2 separate regions of the Homo sapiens genome follow, and region 2 is linked to region 1. A link is a loop called in an ENCODE intact Hi-C map of the cell type or tissue named here. Cell type or tissue: IMR-90. All regions are shown on one strand.

Region 1 (8,000 bases):
AAGGCTTCAGAGAACCCTTCTTTAACTGTGGTCTCTGGAAATTTTCTATGAGATGTTGATTCTTATTCTACAAGAAGAGAATCTCATGGTCTAATGAATGTGTAAAACATCAAGTTAAACAGAGTTCTTTACTACAGAGCTTCTCGAAGCCTTTAATTTACCACTGTACATTATGGATCCAGGAGAAAAAGCAGATTTGGTCTGGCTGGGTCTTCCAGGGGTTCAGACATTTTTAAAACTCAGAAAATAGAATTGTTTTGTGTTTCTTCTTTCCAACCACTCAAAATATTTGAAAGGTTTGAGTCCGCTCCCTGTAATAACAAGGCAGTGCATTTTAGTCACCTGCAAAGCATCCTTCATCTTCTACTTAGAAGACACTGGGAAAAAATGAGAAGAAAACATTTACTCACTTTTCAGGAATCTGATATATTAATACCCAAGTTATTTTTACAAATTTGCAATTCATTGCTATGTTCATACTGGTTCTTTCTGAAATTACTATTTTTCTTTCATTCTTTTTTTAATTATACTGTTCTTATTTGCTATTATTAAAAAGAAAAAAGCCCCATTATCAGCTACCTAAAGAATGGCAGAGCACAACTAGGAAATGTCACCAACATGAAAAAGAAAGATTAAAATCTTCCTACCAAATACCTAGACTATGAGTCAATCAGGAGTTGAGCGACTTGAGTTTAGCCAGGCAGGGCTGGAAATGACTAAAATAAAGGACAACCAGGCTACTGATAGTAAATCACAGCTGGAAATGAAATTAAACTTTTAAGTTTAAGATTTTACAATTTGTTTTGGTGTGTTGGTGGGTGAGTGGTGGTGTGCGTGTATGTGAGTGGATAGGTATGTTACTGTGTAAAGGGTAAAGGTTTGGGGGTAAAGTTTTCAGTGGATAAGGAAACAAACAAGATTTAAAAATTTAGTTAAATAAATGGAGAGTGGAGAAGACATTCAGGTGGAAAAATACAAAATTAACTTTAAAAAAGAAACTGAGGGATCCAAAGGTCTGTAAGAGAAATATTCTACAACTGGAGAACATGTCTAAGACACACAAAACTTTATCACTATGCAGATTGTACACTATTTCTTATGCATCCCAATAAATGTGCCCAAAGGTAGCACTTTAAGCTGCACAGAAAATACCAAAGCCCAGACATATTTCAATGCCAGTTCCTGGGCAGGCTGGCCCTCAGGCAAAATATTCTGGAACACCTGGTTGGCTGGCAGATTTTCCTGGATGGCAGTGTTTTGGGACCAAACAGGCATTTATTTCAGCCTCTCTGATGCTTTCATATGGTAAAGGAGCAATCAAAGAATACTGGCTTTATTTTCTGAAGCACTGGTTTTGATCCACCTAAGAGGAAATGGCAGGGGCAGGGGATGGGAGGAGGGAAGGGGAGTAATGTGTTTCACAGCTTCAAATCAAACACTGTTGGAAAAAATGTCCAGAAAGCAATTCAGAGTGAAAATATTTGCTTTCTGGCTAAATAGCCAGTAGCTTTTTATTGCAAAATGGAAATAAACAGTACTGCTCATTTATACCAAAAAAGGGCAATCTACAAATAACCCAAATCCAAAAATAAAGGTATTGCCCAACAGACTAGGACATGATTCACTAAGGTCTTGACTTCAGAGTTTCACCAATGGTCATGGCACATGGATTAGAGTGGGCTGCGGTCGTGATTAGTATTAATAGTAAAAAGTCTCAAATATGCCCAAGTCCACACCCCAGAAGGATATGGGCCACAGTCTGTGTGATCCTTACCCTTCACTCTATTTATTGAACAGATGCATTCTCTCTCTCGCTCTCTCTCTCACCCTCATCCCATGCCCTGCGATGCTGAAGACCCATGTCCAGACCATATGCAGTGACCAAAATAAAAGAAAATCACACTGAAATGAACTCTATGAAATTGTTCTCTTTAATAGCCAACAGTTTATAAAAGAGAGTGAAAAAATAAATACAAAGCTAATAATGCTTACAATGAGGAGACAGAAGTTGGCCAAGAGAAAGAAAGAAATCATAATAGTATTCATTCATTCAATAATGCATTAAATACCTACTACACTGGGAACTGCAGATACAAGGAATAAAATATATCATCTGGTAAGAAATACGGGAATCAACAGATATATCATTCTAGATGTTCATGTATAAACTGATATTTTACATCCAAATAGCACTTTGAAGGCTTCAGAGACTTTTCAGCCACATATTTCACCTGATCCTCATAACATCATTTAGATATAGATCAGGCAGGTAATATATGACACTACAAAGTCAGAAAGGTTGATCTTCTTTCAAACATTCTGTTAATAAGGATGAGAACAGAGATTGAATCTCTGGATTCTTGTGCCACCCTCTATATATCTAGAAAATGAACAGTAATTTAGTAAGAAATCTTTCTGTGTCGAATCACTCCAAAAATAGCTGTTCCTCTGGATCCCATAGTCTGCACTAATTAGTGTATTAGAGCTATTTTTGGAGTGATTCAACACAATAAGATGACAATTATAAGGAAGCTTGTTTGTTAGCTTTTGATGATGACCAACATATATCATCTTGTTTGATGATGATTAACATAATCAAGCACTAAAGAATAAGCTACCTAACATCCATCCTTGAACTTTGTATGTAAACTGGAGTCTTCTCAATCCTCTAGAATTTGTCTGGGTCACTGCCATTCCAGAATCTACTCATGGTACCTTCTGTATCAGGCAGGTTTTATTCTCTGAGGTTTGGGCTCTAGTTTCCACCCACATTCACAAACAATGGGCACAGTCACGGAGGCTCTGAATGCAAAGCTGTGGACTCTTCTCAGCATTTTTGTGGTTGTCTTGGACATTCATAAGGATCCAAATGGACCGGGTACTTTGACTTAGCACCAGTCTCTACTTTTAAACTATTCAAAACATCCCTGTAAAACTTAGAAATGGCTCATGGCTAGGGTTGTATTAATCAACCTTGGGTTTTTAATAAATTCTGTTTGTTAGCATTTTGCAATTCTAGAATTTCACTTGCCCTTAAAGCTAAGTCATAAAGAATGGAATAATTCTAGACTACTTTTACTGCACATTAGATGAAAGACTTCCTCCCAGCAAACATATCACTATGTAGAATTAGTCACAGCTACTAGTATTAAAAATCCCAGACAGAATTTGGAAGTCCAAATTGTGAATTATTATCCGTTAGTTCATCCACTGAAATCATACTTAGAATCTACTATGTTCCAGGTGCTCTTCCAGACACAAGAGCCCCAAAAGTATGAAGACAGTCAAGCTCTCCACTTTCATGAGGAGGAAATAATAACCAAGGAAAAATATGCAAGATAATTACAGTTAGTGTGAGTGCAAAAACACAATAAAATAAGATGATATATGAAGAGTAGGTAGGGAAGAGGACTTTAGATCAGATGATCAGGGAAGGACTCGAGTAAGTGACATTGGAGGTGCACATGAGGTTACCAGCACTTGGAGATTTGGGGCAGAGCACTTTAGCCAGCAAGACCAGCAAGAGCCAAGGCTTGGGGTAGAACTGAGTCTGAAACTACACCTAGAGCATGGCAAACAAGGGGCATCGCTAGTCCAAGAGGTTAGAAGTGAGCTGTGGTAAAGAGATGAGATCTTTGTCCTAAGTGTAATGGGAATCCACTGGAGAATTTAAGTTAAGGTAGTGAAGTTATCTGATTTCAGCAAGTGGACCCCAGAACCCCTAAATATAGGAAAAGATGCTCTTTAGGAGGCAGTTGGCTTATTTTCCTGATGAATGGAAATGCTGTGTCTGAATAACTTGCAAAAGCAAAGTGGAAAATCTGCAGGTGCCACTCTTGAGTGCAGAGCCTTGCTATTTACTTATGGATCCCAGAGGTTTCTGACGTGGTCCTGGTATAAAAGATTCTAGGCAGCTGTGAAGAGTGAGTCCAGGGGTAGCCAATCCCGAGTTCTGTCTGGGCATGTATCACAGCCACAGTCACGGAGGCAAGTTTGTGAAGGTGGCTTAACACACAGCATGAGTATCCCAGCATCGTTGCTGAAATTGCTTCCTCCCTGCTGTCTCCCAGGAAACAGACTCACTGACCCAATCTTTTTCTGCATTTCTAATTTCTGCCATCAATGGCCAGTGATTATCTAAATGGGATTGCTCAAGTATGTCTTTACTGTATTGAAGATGAAATAGCAGCCACAAGGCATTTTTTAAGCATGAACTACCTTTAGTATAAAATAAACTATTTCATTTATTCAGCTCATCATCTGTTATCCTTAAACAGTTCCATATGCATTGGTTTATATTTGATATACAAGACTGCTGAGCCATAGCACCCACGTGGTAACAGCAGGCACACGTTTTAAACAAGCTTGATGTTACTGCCCTATAATATCCTGCCACAGAGCATTCTTTCCTAAGAGTACAATGCTCTTTGTGAATATCACCTCATTAATTCTGGGAGAGGCAGTGACAATCCCTTTCCCCGCATTTTACCCGTAAGGAAACAGAACCACAGAGAGATTCAGAGTGAGCCAAGATGATGTGCAGTTACTTGATGGCAGGATCACAGATAAATTCCTCATTTCATTTGAACTGAAGACTTTACATCCTGCCCCACCCACACGATGCCAATTCATCAAGCCCTAACGAATAAAGCTACCTAACATCCATCCCTGAACTTTATATGTATCCTGGAGTCTCCTCAATCCTCTCCAATTTGTTTGGGTCACGGCCATTCCAGAATCTACTCATGGTACTTTTTGTATCAGGCAGGTTTTATTCTCTGAGGTTTGGGCTCTAGTTTCCACCCACATTCACAAACAATGGGCACAGTCATGGAGGCTCTGAATGCAAAGCTGTGGACTCTTCTCAGCATTTTTGTGGTTGTCTTGGACGTTCATAGGGATCCAAATGGACCGAGTACTTTGAGTTAGCACCAGTCTCTACTTTTAAACTATTCAAAACAGCCCTGTAAAACTTAGAAATGGCTCATGACTAGGGTTGTTTTAATTAACCTTGGGTTTTTAATAAATTCTGTTTGTTAGCATTTTACAATTCAAGAATTCCACTACCTTATGTCTCAAAATAAAGTTAAATTTTAAGAAAGTATTTTCCATCTTGAGTAGCCTACCAGTTACTGTTGATGTCAATGATGCCAAATTTTTAGTGACTTGTTTCAGGTTTGATGAAGCTCATGATGACAGCTGTCTTTTGTGGCTTGTAGAAAAGCAAAGGAAATGCAGAAAAAAGACATCTGATCTGAAATTACTTGGTGGGTAAATGTGAATTTGATATCTGTGAGAAGCAAGTAATATTCCAGTTGTCTTCAGGTTATTTTCTCCAGCAATTTTGCACCATCGCTACATCTCTAATATCACTGTAGGTTGTCTTTCTCAGTGTGAAAAATAAATAATGAAAATCTCTAGGTTGGACTAAAGCAAAGGACAACAATGGGTCAGCCACATCAATCTCCCTTGTGCTCTCAGTTCTCCTCAAGTATTTCGTTTTCATGGCATTCCTCAGTCCACCTAACCATCTGGGCCCATAAACAAAAATATTCATTAGTCCCTTAACAAAGAAACCTTATTCACATGGTTCCAAAGCCATGAGTACATTCTCAATTTTTAAAATTTTTTAATTAAAAAATAAAAGTTGAATATATTTATGGTATACAACATATTTTGAAATATGTATACATTGTGGAATGGCTACATCAAGCTAATTATCACATGCATTGCCTCACATGCTTATCATTTTTAGGGGCTGAGAATACTTAAAGTCTACTCTCTTAGTAATTTTCCAGTGTATGTTGTACAACAGATCTCTTGAATTTATTCTCATAAGTGAAATGTTGCACCCTTTCACGAGTATCTTCTCTCTGCCCCCATCCTCTAGACCTTGGTAACCATCCCTGTACTCTCTACTTCCATGAGTTCAAAGTTTTTAGATTCCACGTATAAGTGAGATCATATGGTATTTGTCTTTCCATGTCTGGCTTATTTCACTTAACATAATGTCCTCCACGTCCATCTGTACTGATGTAAATGGCAGGATATTCTTATTTTTTTCAGGCTGAATAGTATTTCTTTGTGTATATATACCACATTTTCTTTATCCATTAATCCACTGATGCATTTAGACATTTAGGTTGATTTCACAGCTTGGCTATTGGGACTAATGCTGCAATAAACGTGAGCATGCAGATATCTCTTCAACATACTTATTTCATTTCCTTTGGATATATACCCAGTTGTGGGATTGCTGGATCATATGGTAATCCCATTTTTAATTTTTTGAGGAAATTCTGTACTATTTTCCATTATGGCTATACTAATTTACATTCCCAATAACGGTGTGCAAGAGTTCCTTTTTCCCTACATCCTCACCAATAGTTGTTATTTTTTGTCTTTTTGATAATAACCATTCTAATAGGTCTGAGATGATATCTTATTGTGCTTTTAATTTGCATTTCTCTGATGATTAATGATGTTGAGCACCTTTCCATATGTCTGATGGCCATTTGTATGTCTTCTTTCGAGAAATGTCTACTCAGGTCCTTTGTCCACTTGTGAATCAAGTTATTTGTGTTCTTGCTATTGAGTTGAGGTCCTTATATATTTTGGATATTACCCCTCATTAGATGTATACTTTGCAAATATTTTCTCCCATTCTGTAGATTGTTCCTTCACTCTGTTGTTTCCTTTCCTGTGCAGAAGCTTTTTCGTTTGATAAAATGTCATGTGTCTAGTTTTGCTTTTGCTGCCTATGCTTTGAATTCATATCTAAAAAATAATTGCCCAGACCAATGTCATGAAGGTTTCCTCCTATGTTTTTTTCCAGTAGTTTTACATTTTCAGGCCTTATGTTTAAGTTTTTAATCCATTTTGAGTAGATTTTTGTCTGACGTAAGACGGGGGTCTAATTTTATTCTTCTGCATGTGAATATCCAGTTTTCTGAGCACAACTTAGCAAAGTCTTCTCTCCCCATTGTGTGTTCTTGGCATCTTTGTCAAAAATCAATTGACCATGAATGCATGATTTATTTCTGGGATCTCTATTCTGTTCTATTGGTCTATGTGTCTGCTTTTATGACAGCACCATGCTGTTTTAGTTACTATAGCTTTGTAGTAGATTTTGAAGTCAGATAGTGTGATGTCTACAGCTTTGTTCTTTTTGCTCAAGATTGCTTTGGCTATTCAGGGTCTTTTGTGGTTCTATATGAATTTTAGGATTTTTTTCTACTTATGTGAAAAATGTTATTCACAATTTCATAGGGATTGCATTCAATCTGTAGATCACTTTGGGTAGTATGGACGTTTTGACAATATCAATTCTTCGGATCCATGAACACAGAATATCTTTCTATTTATTTGTGTCTTCAACTTTTTTCATCAATGTTTTATAGTTTTCAGTGTACAAATCTTTCACCTCTTTAAATGTAATCCTAAATATTTTTATAGCTATTACGTATGGGATCATTTTCTTGATTTCCTTTTTAGGTAATTTTTTTGTAAGTATATAGAAATGCTACTGATTTTCGTGTATTGATTTTTGTATTCTGCAACTTTACTGAATTCACTTATTAGTTCTAATAGATATTTGCTGAAATCTTTAGATTTTCTAAATATAAGATCATGTCTGCAAACAGAGACAATGAACTTTTTCCTTTTTAATTTGGATACCTTTTACTTCCTTCCTTTGTCTAATTGCTCTGGCTAGAAATTCCAGTACTATGTTAAATAGAAGTGATGAGAGTGGGCATCCTGGTCTTGAACCTGATATTAGAGGAAAAATCTCTGAACTTTTCACCACTGAGTTGGATGTTAGCTATGGGTTTGCAGTATATGGGCTTCATTGTGTTGAGGTACATTTCTTCTATACCGAATCTGTTGAGAGTTTTTAATCAGGAAAAAATGTTGCATTTTGTCAAATGCTTTTTCTGAAACTATTGAGATGATCATATGGTTTTTATCCCTTCTGTTAATATGGTGTATAACATTTATTG
Region 2 (8,000 bases), 170 kb after region 1:
AATTATTATTTGTAATGCTATGTACATTATTTTAATGTTTTTAAAAATCTTTCTAAGTAGGCCACTATAGACCTCTCCAACATCAGAGAGTCCACAGCACAAAGAAGATTAAGAACCTTTCAATTACAGGTATATATGGATTTACTTATCTCCCGACCTTCACCATTGGGCCGCATAATCCCCACTGGTAGAGTCAAACCTGCCTTAAACATGTTCCAAAGGAAAGAAGAGAAGTTCAAGAGTTCATCAGTGCAGCACAAGTTGATCTTGTTGCAAGTTCCGTTTTTGCCTTGAATTATGGATTTCCTGTAACTGGATTGCTGCCTGGTCCCACAGTTCCTCTGTGACTCAGACCTTGCCTTGTACCCCAGCCTCTGGGCCCCTTCTCTGAGAAACCTAAAAGACGTCCCATAAGTTCATATTTCCAAGGTTTCTAGCTCAATGAATTGGGAGATGTTTGTGCTGACCCTGTTTTCTTCTACAGAAAGCCCTAATGCTGAATGGCCGCCAGGAGACAGTTCATGAGATATTGCAGGTTGAATTATACATAAAATGAGAGCAGTCCCTTCCTGTGCAAAACCCCAATCTCCATTCCATCAGGAAGAATTTTTTAGTTGATCACGTTCACAGGAGCACTGGTCTTCACCACATTTAGTCCAAGGCTCCCAAAGGCACTGGAGTTGTGTGCAGTAGAGGAGCTAATGAGACGCCATGTCTTCTTTCTCAACGTATGCTTGAGAAATGGATTAATGTAATTCCTAGAGGGCAAGACTAGAAGAGCTGTAAAATGACCTCATTTCTTTTTTAAATGTGAATGTGGCCCTCAATGATCAAGACTGAGAATATTACAAAATCAACCATAAGCATACCACAGAAGAAAAGGAAACTAAATAACTCTGTGACCAGATAAACAATCTGGAACTTAAAACAACAAAAAGAGTTGTCCACCAAGGAAAAGTTCTTGCTTTCCAAATATGAAGATTTTCTTCTGAGGAACCACCAGTTTGGAAGGGCTTACCTATAAAAAAACTAAGGCTTCTTCTCACCACCATTTTATTAAAGCTGTGAAGAGCCTTGAGGAAATATGGGGCCTGGATGAAGACAAAGGGAGAATATTCAAGTATAATGCTCAACACAAGACCTGTTCAAGTCACAAAGAAGACTTCTCAGACCTTCAGTCCTCCCTGATACCTTCTCCAGATGTCACACTGTCGCCAGGTTAATGTACTTGAGTATTGAGAAATAAGAAAACGTGCATTGCTTTTATTTACTTCACTGTAAAAAAATTAGCTCACATTGTAATAGAAATGGCTCTAAGTTCTTTCCTATAGAGCCCATACAGATATTAAGACTTCAAGCCATGCTAACACTTAAAACCTGGGGGTTACTACAGAGTTACTTGATTTATTTCCATGGGCATACTAAAATTAGTCAATATAGAATTAGAACACACCATGCTAGACATTTTGGACTTACATGAGGTCCCTCCTTAGCTCCCACTTCCTCAGTAATGTTGATCCTACAAAGAAACCATTTCTAAATTCATCTTTAAACAACATGCTATCAAATACTACTGAAATGAGGTTTGGGCTCCTCGGAGTAGTACATTTCCTTGGTTTTCATCTTCTCCACAGGGGCTACTTACATGGAAACCAAATTGTTTCCCCAGAGATAGCCCCTTTTCTTTTCTCCAAGTACCACACTGTTGAATATGGCTGGGGTAGGGAACATTAAATGTAGCGAAACATGGTAATGAATTAACCCTTCATCCTGAAGGGTTTCCAGGAAATAAACATGAATTCAGCCATGAAAAAAAAGAGTATAAAAGTCAATTATATTTCAATGGCTTCCAAATAATAAAATATATTTTTAAGAACAAGTCAAACCTAACATGATGGCTCACACCTGCAATCCTAGTGACCCAAGAGGTTGAGGTAAGAGGATACCTCTGGCTTCTCCTAAACTTAGAAAATAAGTAGATTAAGGAAAAGAAGGAAATAACTAAATCTGCTCTCCCATGTGGCCTTCTAGCTCCTGCCCTATCTTTTTACCCTCACATGCTCATCTACTGGTCCACCTCCCACTCACTCATCAGCCCACTGGCATCTGACCTCTATCACTACTACTTCACCTAAAGCACCATTGCCAGGATGCACATGGTCCCTTTATGTAGAGTCCACAGGAGACTTCAGTCAGTATCTTACTGGATCTCTATCCTGCATTACACACATCCTTGAAACCCTGTCTTCTCCGTTATCCAGCACTCCACATCTCCCCATTCTTCCCCTCCTTCTCTGGTTGCTCCTTCTGTCTCCTCCAGCTGTTTCTCTCCCCTTGCCCAGCTTTGAGGTGCTGCATTCCTCAGAGATCTTGTTCCACTTCTTATTCACCTCTTGGTGGGTGAATCACATCACGTAAATTACCAACTCTATGTTGACAACTTCCAAATCTCTATTTACAGGCGGTATTTCTGCAGTTTCAAATCTGAATATCCAACCATGTAGTCAACATCTCCACTTGGTTTCACAGACATCTCAGGCTCAGCATGTCCAGAGTGAATTTACTCTTTCCCCTAAGCCTGCTCCTCTCCTTGTACCCCCTGTCCTTCTATGCTCCTCAGTAAATGGCACCACCATATAACTGGTTGCTCAAATTAGAAAAATTGACGCCATCCATGTCTTCTTTCTGTTCTTCAGTCTATCTAGCCAATAAATTACCAGGTCCTACTGATTCTATCTGCTAAATAATATTTTTGATCCATCACTTCTTTCTATTCGCCTTGCAAAGTGAGACCACCATCATCTCCACTGATTTATGGCAATGAACTCCAAATCTCTTCCCAGTGTCCAGACTTAAGGCCCTCCAACCGTTCTCTACATTGCCACCAGATTAATCTTTCAGAAATGAAGTGCTGACCTTCCCCTAAATAAACACATTCTAAACCCTTCATATATAGCCAAGGACAATGGCTCAAAACTGTAACCCCAGCACTTCGAGAGGCTGAGATAGAATGATTGCTTGAGGCCAGGAGTGCAAGACAAGCCTAGGCAACATAGCAAGACCCCATCTTGACCAGAAAAAAAATTAATTAGGCAGGCATGGCAGTGCACACCTATAGTCTTAGCTTTGAGAGGCCAAGACAGGAGGACCCCTTGAATCCAGGAGGTTGAGGCTTCAGTAAGCTATGATCATGACACTGCCTTCCAGCCTGAGTGGCAGAGCAAGATCCTGTCTTAAAAAAAAAGAATCTTTCATATCTTCCCCAGTGCTAGAAGCTCAACACATCAATAGCTAAAAGAAGTTACAAGGCAAATTTACAAAGTTTCTGCCAGGTGGGATTTGTTTTTGTTTTCAATATATTGCTTGGGTTCCGTTTTATGATTATCAGACATCAAGCCTTTTACTACTAAAAAGCTGATGACCAATATTTTGTCATAGATCTTTTTAAGGAAAACAACAACATATTTTCTCACTATACCAAAGAAGGTCTGTCATAAACTCTATTCAGAAACAACATGAATACTATAGTAATAGGGAAATATTCCAAGAGTTGGAGAAAAAGTATTTCTCTCCCAGACCTCTAAAACTAAGATTCAGAATTATTTCTGTCTTCAGATCTTAGACATTAGTGAGAACAAGAAGCAATGTCTCTTAACTGTGCATGCTGCCAGCTGATGGCTGAAAAGGAAAAGATTTAGGCCTGTCCCTATGGATATCATCAGAGAATCCAGTTCAGACATTCCCAGGCAGCGTGCAAGCATGGAGGTTTGAGGACTAGCTTACAGGCATGTGGTCTTGGACCAACCTCAGAAGCAAATTATTTATCAAAGTAAAGCACATTAGGATGACCATAGTTAACAATAATTTACTGTGTATTTCAAAATAACTGAAAGAATTAGAATGTTTCCAACACAAAGGAATGATAAATGTTTGATGTGAGAGATATCCCAATTACCTTGATTTGATCATTACATGTTGTATGCTTATATCAAAATATCACATGTACCCCATAAATATGTACAACAATTATGTATCCATGACTACAAATAAAAAAAAATCTAAAGAAAGGAATCTTTAGCTATCTCAACATCAAAAAGAAAAAAGCTGAGGTTTTCAAGAATGTGTGCACACGTGCAGTGTGTATGTGCATGTTTGTGATTTATTGAGGGCTAAAAAGAGAGCTGATATTCCCTCTATATACACTAAACTTATAACCACTCTCACCTCTAACCTAGGACCAACACTACACAACACACACACATCCCACTCATATATTCATACAAAGTGTACTGAGTCCATCTGATGAACTAATCTAATGATAGATTTGATATCTAATCCTCACAACTACATTGCAAGGTATATACTATTTTCTCTACTTTATAGAAGATGAAACTGAGCCCCTGAAGGCCTAAGGTCCGGCAACATGTAATAAAAGGAAGCTAGAATTGGAACCCTGGTGTGTTCAATTCCGAAACCAGCCCTTCTTCCACTACTCCTTCCTCAAAAGGCCTTCTAAGTCGTCACTCTCCTAGCACTGGTTACAAGAAATGTCGGTGGGAGTGGTTGTTTTACGATAAACCACTCTGATAAAAAAAATGCTCCAATGATTATTTTTGAGATGTCAGAGCTGAAAATGTACAGATTTCACTGGACGAAGAACCTGCCAAGTGGTGATTGCACAACCAAAGCACTGCAAGGAACCAAGGAGGCCAAATGTGTGTTGGAAAAATCACAGATGTCATCTGGGAATGCTCAGAGCCTTGGGCTTTCACGCTGAGACAGACTCGCTTCCACCGGAACCTCAGCCTTTTAAGGCTAAATCAAGGCCGTGACTTCCTCAGCTGAATCAACCTGACACTGTTCCCTGAGCTCACTGGGATCCTATTGGCAGAGCGTCAGCCCCGTCATGGAAAGAATGCCTCCACCAGGGAGGACTGGGTTAGTCCCCATCCTGAACTGGATCATAAACACCCACCTTGTCATAAAGCTGCTGTGAGTCTTACAATGGGAAGATGGGGGAGGCAGCACACTGGGGTCAGGAGTGGAGATACTTAGGCTCCCCAGAGAAATTAGTCACAAGTCTTATCCCTTCATCTCCATTTACAGCCATTTATTTGGGAGCAACATACTTTAAATGAGTGATAAACAAAATGTCTCCCCACAGCCCCCACCCCAGCATGTGTTCTGAAGTTCACAGGAAGGCTTCTCCTCATTTGCTTTGGGGCCCGCAGGCTGCCTGCTAACAGCTGGGTCTTCCCATGAACAAATTAGACAGTTAATGTTCCAGGATGAAGAGGGCTTCGGGGAACAGAATCTGCCGTTTATTTGACTTGCTTCATTAGACACAGTGCCATCATACCAAAATTAGAAAAAAGAAGGAACTCAGCGGAAATCAGCTACACAAGAAGAACCTCTCAGTTCTGAGAATTCACATTAACCAGTGATTAAGAAATATTAAAAAGGTATGAGCCTGTGAAGTTGAACATACAAGAATGCTTTAGAAAATGGAATGTTCACACTGTTGCCAAGTGACGTTCCTTCTAAGTATTGATTACTCTCTACAGATTATGGAAAATATTTGTCTGAGCTCTTATTTCAACTGCTCCATTCTCAGCTAGTGAGGAGAGTAAGATGTAGTGAGGCATGTGTTCAGAACTTTCTCCCAGAGGTAAATTACTGATGCATGACTTTTAAGGTGCTAGGAGAGGTAAGGAAACTTTTATAAAGGTCCCAGTGGCCTTCTAAGAGGAAAGGGACGGCAAGTGTTTAATGGAAAGTCATCAGGGTAGATTTAGGTGACCCCAGTCAAGGCCCAAGAAGGAACTACTGGCTTCTTTAAAAACAACAACAATAACAACCATAATATCATAGGTAGAAAGAGATTGGACTAGAGGGCAGGCCTGTACACCAAGACGGACCTCTGAGAATGAGTAGTAAGTGGTTCTGATTCTCTGAGGCCAAAACTGTCAGGACTGGTACTGACCCAGCCCTACTGGACACAAGTTTGCTCCCTAGAGAAGGGAGATATAGGGGAACCAAATGCAACACAGGCCAACTTTTGAAAGCTGCATTCTTGGGTCAGGAAATAGGGAAGAACTACTGTGGCTAGGGGGCTGCTGAGAAAAGGTGCTCTGCTACCCCTCCCTCCATTGCCATGAAGGGTTAACCCATTTAATTTGCATTTTCCTGAGTAAGAGGCTTGACACCAGCTCTCCCACTTGGCAGCCTGGTATTGCATTGTAAAGCAACCAGCTTCAGGGATGTTTATGGCATCTTCTAGCTTCATGGAGTGTGGTAGCCATGAAAATAAGCCACATAGACTTCCTCCTATAGAAGGTAGAATTAATCCAGGGTCCCAACTGCTGTATTTTAAGTCTGTTGCTGTGTTTGTACCTTGACCTCACTTTCCAAGGCTGCTGCTGGCCAATGATGTGGTATTGTGAGGGGACCCCCTCCTCTGAGAAGCTGGGCTCCTTCTTTAGCTGACTCTGGCACACGGACTCCCCAGTGGCTTTGCTGGAGCTTCCTTCCACTGAGCGGCAGTCTAGCATTCTAAGTTTCCACCCAGTCTTCTCTCAGTCTCCCCTTCACTCAGGGTCAGGCTAACACTGTGATCTGACTGCTAGCCCGGCCTTCTCCACCTCCCTTGCTGTGTCATTTCACATAGGCATTTCCCCTAATAAATTCCTGGAATACTTACTAGTATCTTGATATCTGCTTTGGAGGACCCTAACAAGGCAGAATGGTTGAACTGTGTCTGCTGGGGCAAAGAGGAAGAGGCTCAGATTATTCCCTAGATATAAATTAGTACTCCTGAAGGTTTCTTAAGATTATCATAAGTATGGAAGCCAGAGAGCACTGTAGAGGAGTTCAAGTTGATTAATTGCATCTGTGATATACATATATATGTGTGTGTGTGTGTATATAGTATATATATGTGTGTGTTTATGTATTTTTATATGTATGTTTATATGTGTGTGTTTGTGTATATGTGTGTTTGTGTATATGTGTGTGTGTATATATATATTTTATATATATGTATATATAAATAGAGAGAGTGTCCACTATACAAGTCTAGACCAGAAAGGAAACATCAAGTGAAAGGCCTACTCCCATAGCAGGAGGAAAAATGGGAGCAGATAACACATACCTGGAAGCAGGCTAATGTCTTAGCCATGGTGATCTCCTAAATGCAATGGGCATCCATTCATAGTATCCCCCTGTGACCTACAAGCACTGCTTGATTTCTATATGTGGTGAGAGTTGAGGAATTTCCTCCAGATCCCGTTGGCTGGATCCTACACTTCCAGTGGCCTGAAAAAGTTCTCCAGATGCTGCTGCATTGACCACTAGTCCTTGAGCCTTGCACATTCTGCCTGGCTCAACTAGGAGTAGAATGAGATAGTTCTTCTAGAGAGAAAGACAATCTCAGAGATACTCACTTTCCACTAAGTGCCCCATTTACATATAACTGATAACATAAATTTTAATCCATCAGGTATTCATCATGGGCAAAGCATTTTACGTTCATTCATTTCATTCATCCATTTACTCATTCAACTCATTTATTGAGCTTCTACTACATGCCAGCAGTCCCCAAGGAGCTATACATAGAGCAGCAAACAAGGCTGAAACAACCTAGTTCTTATGAAAGTTTATATTCTACTGGGGAAGAAAACAGAAAGAAAAAAAAAGCACACAGAGATATATGTTTTGGGTAATGATATATACTGTAAAGAAAACTAAAACAGCAGAGTAAGGTGCTAGGAAGTTATGGGCAGACAGGGAGAGTCTATTTTATGAAGAATAGGCAGGGAAAGCCCTTCTGAGGAAGAAATACTAGCAGAGATCTAAAGGAATTGAGGAGTTCGCTGTGTAATAGTCAAAGCTGTGAACAGTGCATTTAATCTCCTTTAATCGACACAACAAATCCATGAAGCAGAAGGCATCTTCCTCCTATTATGAAGAACTTGAAAATCAGAAAGTTTAGACATTCAACT

What was found. A loop is a pair of places that touch in the nucleus more often than their neighbours do. Peaks named below come from ENCODE experiments on the same cell type or tissue, not always from the same donor. Only the 100,000 strongest peaks of a DNase experiment are listed, where the experiment ranks them.
Region 2: a loop joins it to region 1, with 5 times the contacts of the local background. A loop is called at or near these places in 2 of 110 quality-filtered maps.

Annotation. Positions count from the first base shown.
Region 1 is chr15:39,300,286-39,308,285 of GRCh38, forward strand. The region is part of intron 1 of LOC105370777 (a long non-coding RNA gene); the gene reads right to left. Among named protein-coding and RNA genes, the nearest start is that of LINC02915, 54 kb to the left of the region's middle. In IMR-90, no CTCF peak of the experiment used is centred here; DNase peaks (open chromatin) are centred at 666, 1,586 and 4,226; H3K27ac peaks cover 4,427 bases.
Region 2 is chr15:39,468,227-39,476,226 of GRCh38, forward strand. LOC105370783 (a long non-coding RNA gene) reads left to right here and starts at 4,993. Exons shown (of 5, transcript NR_188226.1): 1 at 4,993-5,462. RefSeq lists an enhancer at 94-1,211. In IMR-90, no CTCF peak of the experiment used is centred here; a DNase peak (open chromatin) is centred at 4,805; H3K27ac peaks cover 4,877 bases.